2 separate regions of the Homo sapiens genome follow, and region 2 is linked to region 1. The links are chromatin loops, found by intact Hi-C in ENCODE. Cell type or tissue: GM12878. All regions are shown on one strand. Each heading gives the region's core, and the rest is flanking DNA. Links, peaks and the distances in the headings are about the cores only.

The links. A loop is a pair of places that touch in the nucleus more often than their neighbours do. Peaks named below come from ENCODE experiments on the same cell type or tissue, not always from the same donor. Only the 100,000 strongest peaks of a DNase experiment are listed, where the experiment ranks them.
Region 2: it touches region 1 in a loop (4-fold over the local background); 3 of 110 quality-filtered maps call a loop at or near these places.

The regions. Positions count from the first base shown.
Region 1 is chrX:13,746,793-13,754,792 of GRCh38, reverse strand. It overlaps OFD1 (OFD1 centriole and centriolar satellite protein), which reads right to left. Exons shown (of 23, transcript NM_003611.3): 8 at 7,840-8,000; 9 at 5,260-5,366; 10 at 3,425-3,544; 11 at 1,352-1,425. Among named protein-coding and RNA genes, the nearest start is that of OFD1, 16 kb to the right of the region's middle. In GM12878, for the core only: CTCF peaks have their summits at 4,402 (motif pointing left) and 6,751 (motif pointing right); a DNase peak (open chromatin) is centred at 1,935; H3K27ac peaks cover 3,329 bases.
Region 2 is chrX:13,795,877-13,812,843 of GRCh38, reverse strand. GPM6B (glycoprotein M6B) reads left to right here. Exons shown (of 8, transcript NM_001001995.3): 2 at 5,075-5,194. Among named protein-coding and RNA genes, the nearest start is that of GPM6B, 13 kb to the left of the region's middle. RefSeq lists an enhancer at 10,225-10,758. In GM12878, for the core only: a CTCF peak has its summit at 7,383; no DNase peak of the experiment used is centred there.

The DNA of each region.
Region 1 (8,000 bases), core at 1-8,000:
GATATATCATCAAACCATAATTTGTTACATACGTAATGGTATTAATGCATAAAAGAAGTATTAGTCTCCACAAGATAGTAAAAGGGGCTGGGCACAGTGGCTCACGCCTGTAATCCCAGCACTTTGGGAGGCCAAGTCAGGCGGACCACCTGAGGTCACGAGTTCGAGACCAGCCTGGCCAACATGGTGAAACTCTCTCTCTACAAAAATTAGCCAGGCATGGTGGCGCACACCTGTAGTCCCAGCTACTTGGGAGGCTGAGGCACAAGAATCACTTGAACCCAGGAGGCAGAGGTTGCAGTGAGCTGAGATTGTGCCACTGTACTCCAGCCTGGGCAACAGAGCAAGACTCCGTCTCTTAAAAAAAAAAAAAAAAAAAGACAGTAGCCACACATTGGGTATCTGGTCAACATCAACTATCTAACCCTGGTTTCCTCCCAGGAATCTACTTGAAATTTCCACCAAAACTTCAACTTCTTGTTACAGCAATTTCCTAGAAATACATTGAAATGGGTCGGGCGTGGTGGCTCACGCCTGTAATCCCAGCACTTTGGGAGGCCGAGGCGGGCGGATCACGAGGTCAGGAGATCGAGATCATCCTGGCTAACACGCTGAGACCCCGCCTCTACTAAAAATACAAAAAATTAGCCGGGCGTGTTGGTGGGTGCCTGTAGTCCCAGCTACTGGGGAGGCTGAGGTGGAAGAATGGCGTGAACCTGGGAGGTGGAGCTTGTAGTGAGCCGAGATCGCACCACTGCACTCCAGCCTAGGTGACAGAGCGAGACTCCGTCTCAAAAAAAAAAAAAAATACACTGAAATGTAAAACATCTGAAGATTGAAAAATTATTCAACTTCCATAGTCTCAGGCCAATGTACACAAGAGTTCAGAAGGTTATACATCAAGTAAAAATATTATAAAGCATAAAAATATATTAGAAGCAAAAGAAATAAGAAACTAGGTCACAGAGGACAGAGAAGTTAAAAGTTTTCCGTAAGTGAAAAATAAAGTCTCTCATGGTTAGGAGTAATACGTACTTGACAGCAATAAGTTGCTGCTACGTTCCTGACAATTGCAGATTTATCAAAATATATGAAATAAAGTTGGATAAAATATCCATGATAAATCACTGGCCTTTGTGAATATACAAACTATTAAACATGAAGGTTCCTCAAAAGGCAGTGAAGACCATGATTTTTAATTTATAAAATTAAAATTACAAAAAATGTGTAATTTTGTATGAACAATGAAGTGTAAGCTGTATTTTTTAGAATATAGAAAAGACCCAACTTGGGAAGCTAATAACCTACAGCAGAACTGAAAAATACAGCTTATTTTCCCCCCAAACATCACCTTTATTCTTCCTTTCATCTTCAATCAGTCGATTAGTTCTAATGATGTAGTCATCCTTCAGTTCAAGTTGATACCTGAGAATCAGAATGACTAAATATGAGCTCCTCAGGCATTTTTCTGGAAAGACTGTTATCAGTGCAGGAGCTTATCTATGGCACAGGAGCACCTGAGGGTGCTAAACATGACAACTTGTAAACTTCAAAGTCCTCAATACTAAAGCCAGGGATATAACCCCTGAACATAAAATGCCCAGTAAAACCCTTCCTTGATCCTATAAACTGGGTCCCAAAACTCAATCACACAAAATGAAGCGTCGTGTTATCATAAGGTTACTTACTGAAAGCAATCACTTTTCAGTTGGTCTCAACTGACACAAAGAGCAAAGGGGTAAATTAAATTTACACAGCACACAACAGACTCAATCCCAAATGATAATCAGACGGTCACTTCCAATCCACCTGTACCATCTGCCCACCCCCAACCAAGGTAAGAACTTTTGTGCTCAGGGACTAAGCACAGTCCTGAGAGCCAACTGCCAAGAGCATTATATCCGGATTAGCAATACCAAAAGGCACATTTTCACAGTTTCACTTCCCTTTCCCAGCTGTTACCAGCTGCCCTTTTGGTTCCAAAAGGAAATAGAAGCACTCCTGTGGCGAAGAGCCTCCAAACTCCAACACCTGCCAAAGTCATATGAGGATTCCCAAAGCCAGGCAGACACCATGCAGCCTGTGGAAGCTGTCACAATGACACCAAATAGTTCACTAGCTCCATAACTATGTAAAATTAACACACATACTTTAATTCATTTATTCCTAAAAATTCAGCAACTACAGACACTTCCATTTTAGCTATTTTAGTATAGAAACTGACATAGAAGATGTGGGTAAAATACATCATTTCAAAATCAATAGATAAAAAAGCTGCCATATTTTTTAAAAATAGGATTTGTTTAAAGGATTACCTCAAGAAACCTTTGCAATATTATGTAATGGAATATCGATGACAAATTATGAGAAAGGCAATAAAAGAGGCCAAATAAGAAATGCCCAGAGCACCTGAGTTGAATCATTTCCTCGTGACACATTTACAACAAATATTAACTGAGCACTTTTTATGTGCCAGATGCTTTCCCACACACTGAAGAGAAATGTTACCACATGGGCATAATGTCGTAGCACTGAGATATTATTCACTGATACACAAAACTCAGACTACAGAAAAGCCAAAGTTACCATAGTTGTCCATATTTTCCTTTCCCTATATCACTTTTTGCCTCACATAGTTAATTTTAGCTCTTTTGATTCTGGCTTTGCTGAATCTTGAAGGAATACAAGGCACATGTTCACTGACAAATACTATGACCACTAGTATAATTTATATATTGTCAGATAACCCCATCCTTCTGACTGTATGAGTGAGGTAGAGGAAAAGATAACTAAAAGTGGTTATAATTCCAATTTTACAGCTTATCAACTATGCAAGCTAAGCAAGTCACAAGGTGTCCTGAAAATTAAAGCAAATCACAGCCCACAATAAACGTTAGAGAAGCCATAAGAAGCGCAGAGGATGTGCTTCTCTGTATTTTTTTATTGTTGTTAATTTTTGAGATGGATTGTCACTGTCACGCAGGCTAGTAGAGTGCAGTAGCACAACTTCAGTTCACTGCAACGTCTGCCTCCCGGGTTCAAGTGATTCTCCTGCCTCAGCCTCCCCAGTAGCTGGGATTACAAGTGCCCACCACCACACCCAGCTAATTTTTGTATTTTTAGTAGAGATGGGGTTTCACCATGTTGGCTAGGCTGGTCTTGCACTCCTGACCTCAGGTGATCCGCCCACCTCAGCCTCCCAGAGTGCTGGGATTATAGGCATGAGCCACCACACCCGGCCCTTATCTTTTAAAAACTATCCTAACTCAAATGCAGGAAAGGATTGACTGTATCGATAAAACTATGTTTTTTTTTTTTCAAACACTAAAGTTTGCCTAAGTTACAGACTACTTTGTCAGTTTTTGTTATGTTTCTACCAATTTAATTTAAACATATTAGTTATTTAAAAATGCTAAACAATTACTTTAGAAGTTCATTCTTGAGCTTTCGGTCATAGGTCTCCTCAAAACTCTTTATATTCTGCTCCTGTCTCCTAAGTGCCTCAGTTATGCTTTTATGTTTTTCTTCCTGGAGCTTCTGGTTCCTGAAATTAACAAAAATATAAAAAGTAAATAAACTACCATAGCTGAGCTAACAAATTTAGGAAAAAATCACATGTGTCTAGTTCCACAGACTAAAACTGCTACATGATATCACTACTGGGAAGTAGAAGGAAAGAGCCAGAAGTCCTCAGTGTATTTTATGAACTGACCTAGTTACAGCATATTGAAACTAGCAGAATTGACTGTGCTTTGGGCTGAGGGGAGTGGGAGAGTCTCAAGAGGGAAGTGGTTTCTCACTGAAAATAAACACTCAAACAATGGTTATAGGTGATAAATAGCCAAAATCAATCCTGGGATGAAATAATGATATTATTAGTTACAAAGTAACAAATAAGTGTACTTATGTGCTTAAATCTTCTATAATGCTGTTTCTAACTGTGGGATTTAATTAATTAGTCCATACATATTCAAGGTACAATATGTGTTTTTGTCATTTAATAACCAATCAGCTTTAGCCAAGTGTGGTGGCCCGCACCTATAATCCCAGCTTTTCAGAAGGCTGAGGCAGGAGGATTGCTTGAGCCCAAGTGTTTGAGACCAGCCTGGGCAATACAGAGAGACACTGTGTCTTAAAAACAAAACAAAACAAACAAAAAACCCTATTGATTGAATATTGAAAAAAGTACCAAAAGAGAGGGCAAAAGATAGATGGATCAATCAGGGCTTCCAAATACTGAAGAATAGAATGGTCTTCATAGTGAGACTTTAAATCAACCATAGCACCAACTCCTTAGCCAGGGAGGTAGGTTCATGGGTGGTGAGATCCAGCCATCCTGAGAAGTGCTACAAAATGCTGACTAGTCTAAGAACAGGTAAAGGCTCTAGGTATTAGCTCCCTCTGCTGGTAATCTGGAAAGCCATGGAGAGGTAAACTACATTTATTTAGTTTATATGCTGAGAAGGAGGGAACAAGAGTAGAGAAAATGGAGGTAAAGGAATGATGAACTCTCTCTGCCCCAATTTTGTGCCTATTTCCTCTCTCTTGATCAATTTACCTTTTCATTATTGCCAAAAAGAGAGTAAGGTAGACAGAGAGTTGAAATCAAACAAATCAAGCCTATAGAAGTGAGAAAAAAACATTAATGGAGCCAAATTCTTTAATGAACTAAGATTCCTGGAGTATCTATGGGTGTCAATAGCAGATTCCCAAAGGAAGAGAAGGCTTATTGCACAAACTATAGACAGGTGAACTTGCCATCAATCCCAGGTAAGATCTCAAGGATGAAACATTTGTGAGCACTTAGAAACAGTGAGTAACAAAGAAATGGTTTCACCAAGTACAAGTCAAGTTGGACCACCATACTTCCTTTTCTGAGCACACAGCTGGTAAAAGCTGCAGGCCTGGATATATGGAATTCAGTTACTATACATACACACACGGAACTATCAGATCTGAGGGACTGAATGTAACTGCAAAACATACGATCTGTTCCAGTATTAACAGCTTCTCCAAATAATCTGTCTGGTCTTACTGTAGCCTGATGATAGCATCTCATTCGTCTTTTCATCTTAATGTTTAATATTTCAAAAACAAAACCCTAGTGTTTGTTCCTCTTAATTTGTACCTTCTAGGTGATATCCCCTTTACAAATAAGAACTCTACTTGGCAATGAACATTAGAATATTTAGATATATATTTAGTAATTCTTTTTAATCTCATCATTCTGAATATCCAAAATGAACATGCATTACTTACAATTCAAAAGCTTCAACTCTTTGCTTCAGCTCTGCTTCTCTTCCTCTTAGCAAATCCATATCTTTTAGTAAAAGTTGCCTTTGAGCATAAATTTCTTTTGTTTCAATCTGTATAGAAAAGCATTAATTTTTAGCAAGCAAGCTAATGAAAGCAAAACAGATTTGAATGAATATACTGCTTCCTACATTCCAAAAAGCAAAGTACAGACATTTAGGATAACAATTTCACCTTCAAGAGATTCCGACTCAAGGTATACTTTTTGCGTATTCTAGTTGCATAAAAATTTACTCCCCCAATGACTGTTAAACTACCATTACCCTACAGTCCTAACATGCCATGTGAAATTTATGCTATTTAGTTCTTTAACATCTCTCAGTCCCTTATCTAAAAAAATTTTTTTTTTTTTTTTTTTGAGACAGGGTCTCACTCTGTCACACAGGCTGGAGTGCAGTGGGGTGATCTTGGCTCACTGCAACCTCCACCTCCCAAGCTCAAGGGGTCCTCCCACCCCAGCCTACCGAGTAGCTGCAGGCACTACAGGCACACGCCACCAAGTCCGGCTGATTTTTTGTATTTTTGTAGAGATGGGGTTTTGCCATGCTGCCCAGGCTGGTGTCGAACTTCTGGACTCAAGCGATATGCCTGCCTTGGCTTCCCAAGGTGCTGGGACTACAAGCATGAGCCACCACACCTGGCGCCCTTACCTAAATTTTGGCAAGTTCCCCAGAAAGAAAAATTAAGCAAAATGTACATTCAGCAGTAAAACTCCAAAAGAATTGAATCCCCATGGTTTTTAGTGGTGGTGTCGTCTGAATGTTTCAGTTCACGGGTCATTCTGACTCAGAGTTAGCAAGCTCATATGAACTCCTAAAAGAATGGGCCATCCTTCCATTTGTGTGTTCACAGAGAAAGAATTTACTAACTACCTATGACATGTCAAGCAGCATACTGGGAACTGGATATAAAAAGGTAGACAGATATAGTCCTCATCTCTAAAGACCTCACAATTTAGTCAGGGAGTGAGAAACAATCACACTAAGATGTGATGATTTTGTAACTGAAGTACATAAAGACTGATGCAGGAATGAGGCCTAAATGGGTCGCTCAGTGGGAGTCAGGGACGGCATCACCCAGGTGACATCCAAGCTGGGTCTTGAAAGACACTATGGTTTTTATCAGGGAGAGAAGGGGATGGACAGTCCAGGTGAGGGAATAAAGACATGGTGCTTCTTATGAGGATGACAATCTTCTTCAAAGCCTTCAGATGATCAGATAAATAAACAGGGATCTAGTCAGTCACCTATCTTGAAGGTTGAAGTTATTAGTCTAAACACAATCCAATCATCTCAAAGATATGTGCTTCTGACATTCATTTTTATAGCTGAAGCAAACCCAATTCCCAGAAATGCTATACAAAATTTTAGAGGGGGTGCCCTTAGCATTAAACAACTAGGTCTTATTGAGAAGCCCCAGGCGAGAGTGGACACTAGGGGGAAGCATTCCTACTTTCAACATCTGACAGCAGTAGTTCTGGATGTATGTTGGAAATAGTGCTGTAAATCTAGTTTGGTCTAAGACACGCCCTTGGGAAAGGAATATGATTTAAAGGAGTAGATCCAATCCTGCTTGCCAACATGGACTCCCTCTCACTCCTCACCCTCTCTGTCTCCTGTCCAGTTACTTTCTGGGGTGACAAGATCAAATGGTCACATGGATGACCCTTGTGGTGACTCCTTTACCCCAGGGACCTTCACCCTTGCTCATTTCCATGGCTCTCTCCAATGGCAGCATACTGCATTTGGTTTCTAGTCTCCACCTGAAACCTCATCCTGCAATTCTGTAATCTTGGACCATCCTCATTCTTCCACCTACCAGTCTATCCAGATCGAGTCCTTGATCACTGAGACTGCCACTCAACCCTTCCTTTCCCCCTAGGTTAGCAGCCACCTGCCCTCTCCTCTGCTTCCCTTCACTACCCAAGAGAGCCCCAGAATCTTCGATTAAGTAGGCTGCCTTTCTCTAGTCAAATAAGGCTCTGAAAAGCTCTACTTCCCAAGCATCTCCATCTTTCCACCCTCACTGAAAGGGACAGAGAGATACTTACAAATCCTCCCCAGAACTAGAACAGAAAACTCACTTACAAGCACCTGGTTTGACCTCTCTCAATTCCAGGCTCCCCCAACCACAGCTGAGCCCTCAATACAGGTGATCAGTCCTCTCTGCTTTAAAGGGCTGTTCTTCCCTTACCCACAGGAACTACTCTGCACCTCCAATCTGCTCCTAAAACCCAAGATCTAACCCTCTAATCTGCCTGAGGAGATGGAGCTTATTTAGGGTGTGTTTCTCATAATCCCAACTTGATTGTTCACCTCCACAGTTCTCGCCTTTCCATCAGTCTCAGAGGAAGCAAATTTGTGTATCCTTTTCAAGGACCATCCTTCTATTTGCACTCTTGGCCCCAGTCCCTATTGCTCTTCTGGGGCCTTGTTCCATCAACTGTACCATCCTGTTGCTGGATCTCGAGCCAACCTACTAATAGCTGCAGGAAATAGCCACCCATAAAATATTTGTAAATACCACCTCTTGGTGCTTGTGAATTCTTTCAAGGGTACTCTTTTCCCGAAGAACGAGAGCTTCAGATTTTGCTTGACAAGCTTTTTCAAAATCATTCTGGAACATGGTTAACTCCTTTTCATACTTTTTTTTTGCTTCCATTTTAATTTTTGCTATCTCGGTATCTT
Region 2 (16,967 bases), core at 3,502-11,501, 55 kb before region 1:
TTCCATTAGGATTTTTTTAAAGACTTGGCCTTGCTATTTCGTTAGAAAAAGAATTCTGGGCCATTTCTGGAAATTTAGATTTGCCTTCCCTGAAATTGAGTGTAAACCCTGAATTAAGATTATTATGATTTTCAAGATCACATTTCTCTGTTATTTGGAAGTACAGGGTCAATTTAGACTAAATGATCTTAATAAAGTGACTTTGTCTTGATGTATCTGAGAACATGCAAAATAACCAGTGTCCCCATGACTTAAACTTCCCCTCTCTGTGACTGTGATGGATTGGATTGGATTGTTACAAAGACACTCTCGCTTTTTTCTCCTTTGGACCAAATGTACATACATGGGAGATAGTTGGCCAGGAGTAGGGATGGCCATGGAACGGAGGAAGAAAGTGACCACACCGACTGTTTTTAAGAGAGGAAGGTTACAATCCCAGTTTCACAAATGTGCTTTGTTGTTCATTCATTTATTCGTTTAATGGTGTTCTCTGCCGGGTGTGGTGGCTCACGCCTGTAATCCCACCACTTTGGGAGGCCGAGGCGGGCGGATCAAGAGGTCAAGAGATCGAGACCATCCTGGCTAACATGGTGAAACCCAGTCTCTACTAAAAATACAAAAACAAAATTAGCCGGGCGTGGTGGTGTGTGCCTGTAATCCCAGCTACTCAGGAGGCTGAGGCAGGAGAATGGCGTGAACCCGAGAGGCGGAGGTTGCAGTGAGCCGAGATAGTGCCGCTGCACTCCAGCCTGGGTGACAGAGCGAGACTCTGTCTCAAAAAAAAAAAAAAAAAAAGAAAGAAAAGAAAAGTGTTCTCCTTTGAAATGTCATTCTTCCTCTGTCCCTTCAGCTCACGTTACAGGAGTACAGGGGTGCTAAGTCATCGTAGGGACCATTAGGGGTAGTATAATCTTGGTTTTAATAATAATTTTGCTGATTGGTGGCAGATTAAATAGCAGACAAAATGCCATAGACGAGAATTTTGATCCTTAGCCAGCTGAGTGATATTTCTCGTCAAAGAGTGTATAAGAGAAAATGTAATAATTTCCTATTTGATAAGCTGATTTTATCAATTGCATTAACTGCTTTATGTAGCCAAGCCTTATTATGCTGTATTTAAAATCAAGGGTCAACACACTTTTTCCGTAAAGGTCAGATAGTAAGTATTTTAGGTGCTGCAGACCACTCAGTGTCTGTTGTAACTATTCAAATCTGCCACTATAGCATGAAAGCAGCCCTAGATAGTATGTAAACAAATGGGTGCAACTGTGTTCCAATAAAACCTTATAAATAAAAACAGATGGCTATAATTTACCAACCTTTACTATATTTATAGCATTGTTATGGCATTCCTTAATATTTTAAATAATAGCTAAAAATGAAAGATAACAAATATAGCTTTGAAAGACCTTGCTCAGTGAATATGGTCTTTCTTGGAAGCTCAGTGTTTGTCACTTAGTTGCTTCCGGTGATAATTTCCTAGGTGCTAAGAAGCATGACAGTCTGAAGTTCATTTGTTCAGCCTTCTCGCTAAATTACATTAAATAAGTAAATGGGGAAAAATAAACAAGGCATTGTTTTGCTTTCCTTTTTGCAATTTCCCCTTGTTTCATGCCCACCTTTGGCAATGACCACTCACAGCTGTGTCTGTCTTCATAAGCCACCACTGGTCACCTCATCTCTATCTTCACTCTCTTAGGGGGAACATTTTGCAGTTTTCCCTCTGCAGGGCATAAACCATTTTCCCATTTCTTGCCAGGTGCCCAGAATCAAGACATTTTAAAAGACCTTTTGAGCCAAGGCATCCTCTTGGAATCCTGTGACTGCCTTTTAGGTGTTGGGATCCTGTCCTTGGGATTAAAATGTATACTGTGTTTTTTGAAATTTTATAAATAACTTTATATTTAATGCCTTTATTTAAATTTGGCTCAAAAATATAAAATAGAAGTGATTTTTCTTTTCTTTCATATCTAAAGATTTACTGTTGTAAAAAGGCCCCTCCAGAAGTGTAAGTCCAGGGGATTTGGAACACATCCATCCAGTTGCCGATCCCATCGGTGTGTCTTCTGGATCTATTCTTTTTTTTTTTTTTTTTTTTTAAATCCTGAATTAAGGGTCTTAGGCATGGCTGCCATGTTTTTCTCAGAAAACACGTTAACATTGAGCAGTCCATGGTTTTTCATTGTCATTGCCTAGCAGCCTATGCTTGCTTGCCTGAACATCTGGAGACTTACCCCATCCATATGAGGAGATGAGCACAGAGCATGGATGAATCTTCTGCAGAGATACCCTGAATTGCATGGCCTGGCTTGGGTAAAAGTCAGCATGGTGGGGGATCTAGAGGTCCATTTCTGGTCCACAGGGTCCCAGGGTGCTCCCTTCCTTTCAACCAAATATTTATTCAGCCAGCGTTTATTGGGCACCTGTGTGCTGAGTATGTAGAGACAAATTTTTTAAAAGGATAAAAATTTCCAGATCAAAAGTGATAGAACTACTTAGAATCCTCTTGCTTAGGGGTCTATGTGGAGGGCTCATAGCCCCCTTTACCAAGAGGAAATCAGATCATACCATGAAGTGCCTTGACCTTCTGTTTTTTTTCTGTCAGCCCCACTGGGTTTTCTTGCCTTTGGAGAATGTAGCAACATCTATTTCTGAGAGAGAATCTCCTGAACAGTAAAGCAAAAATCTAAATCTGTTTTTTGGGGGTTTTTTTTCTTTCTTTTTTTGAGACAGAGTCTCACCCTGTCACCCAGGCTGGAGTGCAGTGGCATGATCTCAGCTCACTGCAACCTCCACCTCCCAGGTTAAAGTGATTCTCCTGCCTCAGCCTCCAGAGTAGCTGGGACTATAGGCGTATGCCACCATGCCCGGCTAATTTTTTTTTTTTTTTTCCTGAGATGGAGTTTTACTCTTTTTTTTTTTTTTTTTGCCCAGGCTGGAATGCAGTGGCGCGATCTCAACTCACTGCAACCTCCATCTCCTGGGTTCAAGCAATTCTTCTGCCTCAGCCTCCTGGGTAGCTGGGACTACAAGTGTGCGCCACTATGCCCAGCTAATTTTTGTATTTTTAGTAGAGACAGGGTTTCACCATGTTGGCCAGGCTGGTATCAAACTCCTCACCTCAGGTGATCTGGCTGCCTCGGCCTCCCAGAGTGTTGGAATTACAGGCATGAGCCACCACACCTGGCCAATTTTTTAATTTTTATTTTTTATATATTTTTTTTATTTTTAGTACAGACAGAGTTTCACCATGTTGGCCAGGCTGGTTTTGAACTCCTGACCTCAAGTGATCCGCCCGCCTTGGCCTCCCAAAGTGCTGGGATTACAGGTGTGAGCCACCGCACCCAGCCCACAAAAATCTCAATCTAAGGAAGACTGAAAGTTAAGAAATTTTAAGAAGCCTGAGATAACATCAGTAGCTTAGGACCTGGACCGTTTCTTTAGGAGACACAGAAGCACAACTCAACTGCAAATGCACCTCAGAAAAACTCTCATTGGGTTAACTGTTGCCTCAGCAGAAGAGTAGAAAATTGCAATACATGCAGAGGTCACAGTAGGATGTATGGTGGTTTCCAAAGTGTGCCCTCTTGAGTGAAATTGCTAAGGTTCACATTCAGGCTTCTCTACCTCCTGGCTGAAAGATCTTGGGCAAGTGATCATTACCTTCTCCTTGCCCTTGGGTTGTTCCCTTGTAAAAATGGAATAATAATAGTACCTATTTCAGAGGGTGGTTGTGACAAATGTAATAAGTACCACATGCTGAGTGCAGTGCATAGTACATCATAAGCACTCCATAAATTTTTGCTGTCATCATCATTGACCACAAAAATAGTTTCATTGTGCAGTTCTGATCTTATCCCAGCATCTTTTCTGTACCTCCCTACCCTGGTTTTAAATGAGTTATGTATACCTTACCTTGAAGTCAAAAAGATTTTTTCTAAAACATTCTAGAAAAGCAGGTTTCTGCTTCCAAACTTGAAATACCTTACAAGTTTTCAGAGATTGTGGAGAGTGGAGTTGGGATTTTATAAAGGCTTTGTGAGGTTTTACTTGCCTCACACTGTGGCTTTAGTAGGTTCTTCTCCTCAGAGACCTGAGCTGCCAGATGGTGCATTATGACCTGATCTTCTGATGGAATCATTACCCACATCAATGGCACAATTTTTTTTTAATCCTTAAATATTTGTGGTGCCCCAGAGGATATAACCCCTTATTAGGTTTTATGGGATTCTCGGAGATAAACTGGCCATAGCGACCTTATGATCTCTTTGAGATTTCAAGATTGTAATTCAACTAACTTTTATGAGAAGCCTACTCTGTGCCAGGCAAATTGGTAGGTATTTTTCTTTGCAATCCCCTAAGAAGTGGGAAATATTGTATCATATTACCAGATAGAGACCTGAGTCCTCAGGGAGTGCCAGCTGTCACCATGTGTGTAATTAAGCAGTGGTTCGAGCCCAAGACCAGTAGCCCTTTCTGTATAGCACATGGGAGAAAATTGGAACAGGATTTAATCCAGAACATTCTAGACTCTGACGTTCTGAGTTTAAGATAAGGTGACAGACAATACTGCAGACGTCAATGGGAGGACAAGCATTTCATCCAAGAAACAGCAGACCATTAGGTTGTTTGCCAGGTTTTCTGGACTAGAGCTGGGTACCCTTACAGAGAGGGAGCCTGCGTTCACCTTTGCTAGTGCAGCTGGCAATAATTATAGTGCTCTGTTAGTGCTCTGTTGGTCTGAAAAGGAAACAGAAAGAAAAATATTATTGTGAGGAGCCAAATTTTCACTATAAATAGTATCTTCCCCAAATGAGCATTTTAAGAAGCAGGATATGGTGTGTGTTGGGGGAAAGATGTAGAAAATAAAGATCATTTTGGTGATTTACATAAACTTCAATTTAGAAACGGAGGACATTCTCAATGGATCATGCTGGTACTGAAGGGTTGCATTTCAATAGCATATTTTTTAAACTCCCCATTTCCTTTCTATGGTAAAGAATAAATAAAAATGCTGATATAGAATCTTTGCTGGAGATAGAGACACTGACTCTTTGCCACCTGAAATTGGCAGTGAACAGCAGAGCTGAAATGGAAATTGGCAGGTACCACTGGATGTACCCAGGCTCAAAGAACCACCAGTACCATCCCGTGCCAACCCTGGGGGACAGGGCTAGCCCCTTGAGCAGTCCAGGTAAATACAGCCTTGGGGTGAATTCTAATAGCAAGTCAACTGTTATCTTTAATATTATTTGTAATGGCTCTTGCAGCTTGGTGATATTTTATGTTTTGCTTGGTGCATTAATTTGTTCACACGGGCATGGGTGGAATTCGCCCTATAAACATTTTTTAATCATCTTTCTTTTTCTCTCTCCCTCTCCATTCCACCCCATCTTTCTCCACTTTCTTCTCCTTCTTCCCTCTTCCCTCTTTCACCTTCAATCACTTCGTCTTCTCAAAGGGAACAATGTACAGTGAGATATGCCTTTGGTTAACCATGAAATTTCCAATGCCTGAACCAATAATGGGGGAGGGGGGCCACCCACATCCCCCATGTGGCCAAGAACTGGGCCAGGGCCTTCAAGGAGCCTTGGCCCTGAGAGTACTGTGAGTGTCCCCAAATGTCTTCCCAGCCCTGCTGCTCTGCACCACCCTCTCACCTCAGTCATTGCCTTTGAGAAAGAGAAATCAAAGCTGTGAAAGTAGGATTGGATAACCATGTACCCGATTCCCATCAGGTAGGTTCAGTGGGTCCGGTTTCCATTTTCCTTGCTCGTGAGGAACATTGGCCATTCAGAACCGCTAGGTGCTGGATCTGGGTGAGGTGTGCGACAGCTGATTTGGGGACCTAGAAGGGGCAAAAGGTGAAGCAGTATGAACATCCAACCTCCCACGTTCCCAAAACCAACACAAGTTGTAATGCCCAGCTCAGTTAGCTAAAACTCAGTGATTTTGCCAGTGTACAACCATAGTTCAAACTACATAAAATGCAGACATAAAGGGCTGGTGGTAGGTCGGATAAACACAGTAAGAGGCTTAAAGTATTTCTGTGATTTTGCATCAATCCATAACATTTCTCCCAAATGCTTGCTAACTTTTTCAGGAGTAAATGTAGCATGGTACAGCTCCAGAAAGGGCAATCCCAAGGTACAATGTAAGTTACCCATTGAATTACAAAGTCATAAAATCCATGATTAATAAAACCTTTTCCTTTAAAATCTAAATTGTGTTGTCAGGTTAATTAAAATGAAATCTGACGTTGGATTTAGTTCTGTCTTGGGTTATGCATTCCTTCATCTGTCCTATGGCTATCAGGTGTTGGTTCTGTGTGTGCCTGTGCAGCGCTGGCTAAATAGGGTGAGCATGAGGTGACATCAGCCATCCATTCTCATGGATCCTATAAAGAATATGGAGGGTTCTGGAATCTTGATTTAAAAAAAGTCATTAGACGTGATATATCCATACAATAGCTACTATTCAGCAATAAAAAGGAATGAAATATTTGTGCATGCTACAACATGGATGAACCTCAAAAACATCATGCTAAGTGAAAGAAGCCAGACACAAGAGACCAAATGTTCTACCACTCTGTTTATGTTAAATTTACAGAATTGGTGAGATAAGAAGTAGGTTAATGGTTGCCAGAGGCTGAGAGAAGGGAGGATTGGGGAGCAACTACAGATGGGTACAAGGGATCATTTTTGCTGTGATGAAAATGTTCTAAAATTAGATTGTGGCGATGGTCACACAACGCTGTACATTTACTCAAAGTCATTGAATTGTATACTTGAAACAGGTGAATTTTATAGAATATAAATTATATCTCAGTAAAGCTGCTTTTGAAAAAAAAAGCAGCAAAAAAAACCATGAGATGTGCATAATTCAAGGGTGGGGAGCGGGGAAAGGGGTATTTTTTAACATAACAAGAAGCCCCCAAGTTATCAGAAACAACTGCTTGAGGGAGGAGTCCCTCTTCATCTTAAGAGTCTTTAAGAGTCTTCATTTTAAGAGTGTTGAATGACATCAGGCCAGCTGGAAACCCAGAAAAATACTTATTCTTTTCTGTATTTTAGTTCACTAAACTGGTAAAGAATAAACACAATATCTTATTGGGGGGGAATAAAAGAAACCTCTATCAATTGCTCTTGAAGAGTTTTCTCCACTTGTTGAGCAGTTCCCTGTAAAAGCATTGCAATAATATTTGTGTGCTTTTGATCCTACGGTGAAACACCAGAATCTGGGCATTCATAGCAGCAGTGGCAGCTGAGAAGAAAAATACGAGGCTCCATTTTCTGTTTTTCTGAAACTGATTTCTTTCAGAATTCCAAAGAATTTGGGTTTCCAAAAGATAACATAGTGCATACATCATGTACTGCATGATACCACCACTGAGTGTCTCTGCAGATCTAACTCATTAATCTTTCTGGAGAGCCCAAGACTATAAACAACTCCTTGTCCATTCAGGTGAGATTTTGGCACCAAGGAAGAGGAGATCAGAACAGGTTTTGCTGCCAGATGAGTTAGGGGAGAAAAAAAAATTACTTTTCAAGTTTTTTGGAATTCCATAATGATATGATGAAAGATTGTGGAAGTCTAATAGTATCAGGTTGCTGGTGATACTACTGCAAGCGAGAATTCCATGAACTAACAGGTTCTTGCCTGAGGGGGAGAAACAAAATCACTGAATTTGATTTAAAGAATTATCTTCCCAGATCCTGAAACAATCTCCACCTACACATAGTTTTAACTTTTTGTGTGCATTGATGGAAATAATTGGAAAAAAGATGCCTCCACGGGGACTGTTAATGTCTGGAGCTGTCTGCAGAGACCTTATGTGTGATAGTGTAAAGCCTACAGCGCAGGCCACAGAGTGAAGGGACCCACTCTAGCCATGCCATCGCCTTTCCAGACACTTACAGATTTTGTTGGGTCCTAAATCAATGCCGTTGCCATTCTATACTTAGATCTCCAACCCCAACCAGATGGTATGAGGCAAAAAATAGGGAATTCTGTATGGCTCTTTTTTTTTTCTTTTTTTTTTTATTAATTTTTTTGCAGAGTTGTCAGCCTTTTTCCATGGGGGAAAAAGAGGTTTTGATACAGGCTGACCAGGAAATTTTTGCCAAAGGAAAATGCCTCTCCCACTCATGCAGTTACTGTAGCAGAGACTGCCCTTCTCCAGGAACTTCCTTATTCCCCATTGGAAAGGTCATGGCGGTTCCAGGGTCCTTTTCATGGTTTTCTTTTTCTTGCTACTACTTCCCAGTAGAATTCCATCTTTAGGGGTTAGATAGTTATTCTTTCCTTATCTCTTTTTCCTTTTCAATTTTTAGCTGCGTTGGACATGTAGTGTCCACATCTTTTCTGCCTTCAGGAGATGAAATGATGTATGACCACATGGGCTACCCCCGCCCCCCGCCCCCCCCGCCGTCCATGATGCTGCCCTAGGGGCCTGGCCTGAGGTGGTGGTCTGAGATGCAGGCAAGCGATGAAGCAGGGAGTAGTTCATGCTAAGTCTCCAGTCAGTGGCATATTGTGCTTAACATTGGAGGGAGCACTTCCAGACTGTTGTAGATTGTGTTACACAGGCTCCAGAGGATAGCCTAAGACAATCTAGATTCTCTATTCCAAGTGCGGGCTGTGGACCAGCAGAATCAACACCTCCAGGAGCTCGTTAGAAATGCAGAGTCCCAGGTCCCACCCAGCCCCACTGAATCAGAATCTGCATTTTCATAAGACTTCCAGGTAGTTCCTATGCACATTAAAGCTTGAGAAGCAGTAATTAAGAGCAAGGTCCAAGAGCAAGAAGGGAGAAGACAGGAAGGAATTGATTATGTGAATTTACCCTCAAGAGATCTAGAAATCTTTATCTTTGGAAAAGATAAAGAATTGCTCAAGGTATTCATCCTTTCTTCTTTCCGTTTCTATTTAGGAAGAGGCATGTCTAAGCAATGCCAAGGCAGTCATTAATCTGTTGAGTCCTGGCTGGTTTGAAAAACAGTGACCTTGCTTCTCTTACCTGCTTGTCTCATGAGGGGGTTTGGGGAAGGGGCAGTGAAGGTGAGAAAGGTTTGTTTCTTTGTGGCAAAGTGAGGGCCAGAGGAGAAAGTAGTTGATGGAAGCTTGGGAGAAATTCTCAAATGTCTCTCATCTCCCTCTTTAATATAATCCAATGACATGCAAGATGCCGTGACTAAATATAGGCTGCCATTTTTAGTGGACTAAGAATGGTTCTTTATATACAGTTAAATCTGTAATTCAGAATTCAGTCTCACAAGGAAGGAGTAGAATAACCACCCACTTCACATATCACCAATTTCCGCCTCTCAAATCCAAAATGCTCTGATGTTTCAGTTAAAATGGCCACAGATAATTCCAGAAGTCGGGACAAAGAGCACACCCTCTACATAGGGACTGTCACAGAGGATGTCGGGAGAGGAGGGCCCTCTGGAGTGTTGGTATTTAGCAAGAAGCCCAAGTGTTGTGATTTGCACCACAGAGAATGGATTCCTGAGTCGCCACGGGGTTGTGGGGTGGGGGCGGGTAGCAGACTGACGGAGGGCCCAGCACTGCTGTTAACTCATGTTGCACCTTGTCTGCCCAGATGTAACCACAGGCTGGCTCCTGGGAACTGCAGACTTTATCCCTTGGCCCCCTTCTAGGCTGAGCCTGGGACTTCTCTCTCACTGATCTGCTTTGTAGAGGGACACCTGTAGCTATAAGTCCTGGGAAATGCTACTGGATTTTTGTCATTGTTCTTTAGTGTCACTCTTTCCTAACCTAAGGTTGTAAGGCCACTAAGTTCGAGGTCTTCTCCCAAACCACTTGAAATGTATTTTAAGGGGGAAGAAAAACCCTTAATCCTTCTGCGTGTACCATTCCACCTCTGGCCATAGTTGGGTGTCGACCATAACTGACAGTCTGGTCGTGCCGTGTGGGTTCTGCTGGTGGTATCATTCTGTCCCCAGAGGCTGGTTGCAGAAGCTTTTGTAGCTTATCCAGCCTAAGCCAGTGGATGCTCTCAGTCTGTCTGATGCCTTCCAGTTACTCAAGATATTTCTGATTACATAGAGGTAAATGGTGAACACAGTGGAAGCACGTTGTAGCTCAGGCTCATGCCGTAAAGTCCCTGAGATTTTTAGAGTACTTTGCCTTTTGTTTTCTGAAATGTATCAATTCTTTCATTTTCAAAGCACCTGCAGTTTTCACCAAAAAAGTGCCATATACAGCAGTTAACGATTTTATAGTTTATTTACTGACTGCTATGGCAGTCTTTATATATATATATATAAAATAATTTATATATAGCTGTAAACAAATACTTATCGATATAAGTAATTTCTTGATTGTTTTTGAACGTTCCATTGTTTATGCGCTATATTGTTAGTCTGTGATTAGCACCTAATTATGTAACAATGGCTTACTGTGTGTGTGACATATCAGCTCCCTTTGTCTTTTGGTCTTACCTTTGCTTCTCACCTTAGAGTAGGCAGACAGAGAAAGCAGAGATAAAAAGCAGATCGATGAGTATTGAGTGTTGATCTCGGGCTTTCTGTCAGACATGTCTGATTGTAGGGACACTGACTTGGATTATTCAAGACTGAGTACTTCTCGGTCTTTGAGAAGTAGTGTCATCTGGTCTTTGCTGCCTTTGAAATGTCCCTTATGTTATATGTTTTCATATAAATCTAACTAGAGTCCATTAAAATTAATTTTGCTTTGAAATCTTTTGCCACCCTTAGAGGTAACTGGAATTACTCTGAAGTAGCTGGGGAGTAGCTGAAATCAGCCACTTAGGTCTTCCCACCTCCTCAGGCTGTGTCCTTTTGGGTGCCGAAGTTCACTCCCAAATAAGCCACATATACCCTCACCCCCTGAGTGCGTCCACGTCTATGAAAAGCTTATATGAATTGGCTTTTGTACTAAACGGAATGCTCTGGGTGTCAGAGTCATTTAGGTGGGACAAATCTTCCTCTGAAGATCATCATGCTTGTATTTTCTGGAGACTTCCATGAACAATGCTTTCACCCCCAAGGACCAGCTCTAGGGGTGAAATGTCAGGCTGGTAGGAGAGGTAATGGGATCGAAACAAGACTTCCTGTGTCTTGAGAAAACCTTGTTTATATTCATGTGCTGTTTCCCAGTGGCAATAAATCGAGATTCCTGTGAGGATTTGACAGACGAGGCTGGTGATGCCACCCACTGTTTTTGTAAAGAAAATGTTATCGGAACCAGCCAGGCCCATTTGATTGTCTGTGGCTGCTTTCGTACTCCACTAGCAGAGTTGAGAAGCTGCAACTATACACCCTGCAAAGCCAAAAATATTTGCCATCTGGTCCTTTACAGAAAACAATTGCCAATCCTTGAATTAGAATTTGCAAAGTGTGTCAAAATGCAATACTCTATCTACTGATGTTAGGCAACACCTAAAAACTTTGCTCGGCACTCAGTTTCCTAAAATCTTCTCCATCAAACATCCCTCATCCTCTGCCCTCCAGGCCCCAGAATCCTTGTTCTCTGTGGGGAATAGGGACTCCCTGCTCACAGGCTGTCAACTAAGGCTCAGCCCTTCTTCAGAGAATTTCTTGGTACTTTCTAGAAGCTCAGCCCCTCTGGCCTCTTTCAGGTCCTTCTCTGAGTTTTCCCATAATAAACCAAGTCCCGTTAAGTGGATACTGTGAGCTACTTTCATCTAGTGTTCTATTCAGTGCACTTTAGCAAGTTTTATTTCCTGTGTATAGAAAAGATATTTGTGGTTTACTAAATGTAGTGCTGGGGATCATTTCTTTCTTTTTTTTTTTTTTTAAGTATGAGGTTCCAATGCCCTGAATCGGAATCGCTAAGAATGCTGGTTAAAAATTCAGATTTCATATGGGCATGGTGGCACACATCTGTAGTCCCAGCTACTTGGGAGGCTAAGGCAGGAGGATCACTTGAGCCCAGAAGTTCAAGTTCAGCCTGGGCAACATAGCAAGACCCGATCTCTTAAAAAGAAAAATCAGATTCCCAGTCCCCACCTACCCTCTCTGCGATGGGTCCCAGAAATTTGGCCCATTTTAAGAAGCTCCCCCAGGCAATTCTAATGCACAGTAAAGTTTGACCACCACTGCTATATACATAGAAGGCCATAACCCCTCATTATAACATCTTTGGTAAAGTATCGTTTCAGTTCAGCCTGTGTATGTATATGTTCAACCTGTATATGTATTTACAGTTAAGATGCTCAAAGTCAAACCTCCACATCCTTAGCAGACAGTACTATTGAATTTGAAGTAAATTCCTCTTGAAGTAATGTTTCGCTATTGCCACTATATCTTTGTGTATAAGAGCCAATGCAAAAACATTAGATTGTAAAGCTGTAGGCAAACATCAGAGCTCAGGCTGTGTGTTAGTTATCAATTGTTGCATAACAAATTCCTCCAAAACATAGTGGCTAGAAACAAAAATGTATATTATCTCGGCTTCCTTAGGTCAGGAGTCTGGACTCAGCTTAGCTGTCTCAGAAACTCTAATGAGATTTCAGTCTCATCTGAAGGCCTAACTGGGGAAGGATCCACTTCCAAGCTCATTCATGTGGCTACTGGCAGGACTTGGTTACTTTGGGACTGAGGGCCTCAGTTCCTCACAAGCTGCTGGCCTAAAACCTCCCTTGATTTTTTTCCATGTGTGGGCTCTCCATAGCTACTTCATGGCATAGCAGATGACTTCATCAGATAGAGAGAGCAAGTGAGCAGGTAAGAGAATGTGCCAGCCAGAGAGACAATGCTAACAGGACAGAAGTCAATTTTTTGAAACCTAATCAGGGAAGTGACATCTCATCACTTTTGCCATATTCTAGTCCTAAGAAGTAAGCTACTAGGTCCAGCCCACATTCAGGGGAAGGAATTACACAAGGCCATGAATGTAGGTTTGTGGGGATCATTGGGGGTGGTGTCTTAGCTGCCTGCCACAGTCTGTATAAACATTTCACAGTGCAAATGCATCCTCCATCTCCTTAATGATCATAACCTCTTCACTTTCTCAAAGCCTCACCTCTCAGAGAATGTATCACTGGGTTAAATGAGTACCTGGCAGGTGTTTGACGGCCTTCCTGAGGTACTAGACTCTAAGCTCTCTGTGAGCAGAGGTCTTCATGCCTTGCTCCCTGCTTTGGCCTGGCTCGGGACCTAGGACCAAGAAAGCAGTCGTTCATAGTGTTGAATGATGATCACTTTATTTTTAGCACTCATGATGTGTGACTCTATATGAAATTGTCTAATTTTAGTGTCCATTGTGTACATGGCTCATTTCCTGGGCCAGGCTGGTCAAGACCTTGCACTCTGAGAGTTGCATAGGAGCTCAGCAGGTGTTTGTTAAGTAAGTTCAGATTGGCTACTCGTTGTCAGGAGTTTGAGACCAGTCTGGCCAACATGGTGAAACCCCATCTCTACTAAAAAAAAAATAATAATAATAATAATACAAAAATCAGCCGGGAGTATTGGTGGGTGCCTGTAGTCCCAGCTACTTGGGAGGCTGAGACAGGAGAATCACTTGAACCCAGGAGGCAGAGGTTGCAGTGAGCAGAGATTGTGCCACTGCACTCCAGCCTGGACAACAGAGCAAGGCTCTGTGTCAAAAAAAAAAAAAAAAAAAAAAAAAAAAAAAAAAAAAAAATTAGGTTGGCTAATCGAGGTTTCTAGAATCATCTGCATGTAAATAGGGTTAACTTTGTGGGATGATTTTCTTGAATAAGAAGTTCTCAGCCTGAGCTTCACAGTAGAACCCTGGAAGGAAGGGGAGGTCTTTTAAAATTCCGAAGCCACATCCAGACCAAGTCATTCAGAATCTTGAGGGTGGGACCCAGGCATCAGCGTTCTTGAAAGCTCCCCCACCAGGTGATCCTCTGTGCAGCCAAGGTTGAGAACCACTGTGGTAGACCAGTGTTTCCCAATCCGGGGGAGTTTCTGCCTTTCAGGAGATGCCTTTTAGGCATCTAGTGGTGTAGAGGTCAGGGATGCTGCTAAACATCCTACAGTGCACAGGACGGCCCCTCCCCAACAAAGGATGGCCCATGCCAATAGTACCAAGAGTTGAGAACCCCTGGGCTAGGTCCTACGCTTTGAGTCAGGAAATTGGTTCTAAGTGAAGCAGTAGAAGTCCATGGGGTAGCTTTGTCCCAGATGTTAAGCTTATTGCAGGCATGGATAGCTTGATAAGTCTGGAATATTATATACAATCTATGTATCGGTGTTTCCTGAAGAGAAACTCACTCTTTTAAAAGGCACGCAGTGCATAAACCAATACATTTAAACCTACATATATTTATTTATGCAACATAATACCATACACGTGTGTTTGCATATAGCACGTGCTATAAACACCCTATGCATACAGAGATGTATGCAGGGCATATGAGTGTGTTATTGTGGTTAGAGGAACAGGTATGTCTTCCTCAGCGCCCTTTATTTTCCTTCCCCCTCACTGTAGCCTCCTGCCCTCTGCTTGTCTAGTAAAAGCCCTAAGGCCTCCCTGACCCTTGCTGTCCTTACCCTCAGTCCAGAGGATGCCTCTGCTGTGCCTTGCTGCCTGGAGGGTTCCCATCACCCAGGTTAATGTGGCTCTTGGCTTTCACCACCAATCCTTAGTTTCTCAAAGGGGTTCACAACCTTTTTAAATTACTAGTGTGTCTTGTAGAAATTGAACTTCACAAACAGGTCTTCTGAAAACGCTTTCTTGTGGTGTAATTGATATGCATATGGTGCATCTCTTTAAAGTGTCTGACAAGCCTTGACATACGTGTGTGCTCATGAAAGCAGCACCATGAGCAGCATGGCAATGTGGCTGCCACTCCCAACTCTTTCCATCCTTCCTATGCTCCCACTCTCCCCAAGCAACCACTGATCTGCTCTCCTTCTCTGTGGATTAGTTTGCATTTTCTAGAATGGCCCTTGTGAAGATGTGTTCACATAAATTCTCTCACCCTTTCTCACCCGAATAGAAAATGTTGCATGATGTTGATTGCTTAATAGCTCCACAGCTTTGTCCAATTTTTATCCTTCCTGCTTTTACTGAAGATGTCCTGCCCCCATGAATAAACCTCAGAAGACCCATTCTGCCACCGCCTACCACTGAAGAGTTGAGCTTGCACCCACTCCAGTCCAGCCCACACACCAGTGCCAGATTCATCTCTTAAAAGCACATCCTGAGTCACGCCTCGCCTGCTCACAAACCTTCCCTCTCTTCCCCTTGCTGCAAAGTGAAGCACAGAGGCTTGAGGCTGGCTTGGACATCTTCCATGGACCAGGCAATGGGGGGACCTACCTTCCTGACTTCTCCCCACCATTACCCTGGTGTCCTTGATGAACTCGGCTACACCCTGAACGCTCCCCACGTCTCCCACATCACATGGGTCCTGCTGTCCTTCCTTTGTGCTTTTCATGGAATCCTTCTGTTCTTCAAGGCCTCTTCACCTCCTGCCATCCATAAACCTTTGCCTTAGCAACCCACACCAACCAAAGAGATCTGTCCCTACCTCACTCCCCCATATCCCTGTGTCAGCACTCTCTTTATTCTACTTTAGTGATACCTTATGTGTCTGTGTGTCTTACCGCCCCCCTCACCCCACCCACAAGGATCAAAGCCAGGAGGGCACACTTGCAGACCCCACCACAGTGGCTTGCACATGGCAGGTATTGGACAGACACTCATTGAATGGAATGGAATCCAGGAAAGTAGAGACACTGTCGCCCAGATGGTCAAGGAAACTGATTGCTGCTAAAGCTCAAAATTGCAGATATTAAATACTTCTCAAATGTCTGGAGTAGCCTCCAGATTGCTGTGCTCTTAAAATCTGTGTCATCTGGACTTAGAGCTGGCTTCCCCTACTCTCCATTGATCTCCATGATTCCTTGCTGTCCCACTTTACCAGGCTAAAAGCCTTTGGGAAAACCAAAGCCAGTTCCCACAAAAGGCAAAGGAAGAGACTAACAAGTATCTGGTTGTTGGATTTGTTTATTCCCAGTCATGGAAGCGTATCATTGCTTTTATTGACTTGCTTATCTTCTGCTAGTACCATATTGCAAATGTTAGAGGCTCATCTATTTTAAGACTTCCATAGTGTTTTCACAAAAATGAAAATCCCTTATTAAACAGATTTTAGGACAAGCTTCTAAAAGGACCTGCCAAAAAGTGATTTCCTTTCTATCATTAGAAATAGTTTCCACATTCTTATCGTTATGTAGTTGAACTTTTATGTCCAGGACTGCATGAAAGACGTGAGAACTGAGAAGCAACCTATATTTGATTTCGCACTTTGTTCTTGGACAGGAAGCCCCTGTCAACTGACTTCACATCTTTTTAATGCACTATATTAGTGGTTCACAGAACTTTCTGGGTGTTAGGTCCCTTTATGTGCTTAGAAACAGTTGACCCCAAAACGCCTTTGCTCTTCTGAGTTGTGCCTATAAATATTTTCTATATTAGAAGCTAGAACTGAGGGCTGGGCATGGTGGCTCATGCCTGTAATCCCAGCACTTTGGGAGGCCAACGTGGGCAGATCACCTGAGGTCGGGAGTTCAAAACCAGCCTGGTCAACATGGCGAAACCCCATCTCTACTGAAAATACAAAAATTAGCCAGGCCAGCCAGGCACAGTGGCTCACACCTGTAATCTCAGCACTTTGGGAGGCCGAGGTGGGCGGATCACCTGAGGTCAGGAGTTCGAGACCAGCCTGACCAACATGGAGAAACCCCGTCTCTACTAAAAATACAAAATTAGCCAGCATGGTGGTGCGTGCCTGTAATGCCAGCTACTTGGGAGGCTGAGGCAGGAGAATCGCTTGAACCTGGGAGGCTGAGGTTGCAGTGAGCCGAGCTGGCACCATTGCACTCCAGCCTGGGCAACAAGAGTGAAACTCCATCTCAAAATAAAATAAAATAATAAATAAATAAGCCAGGCATGGCAGCATGTGCCTTAATTCCAGCTATTTG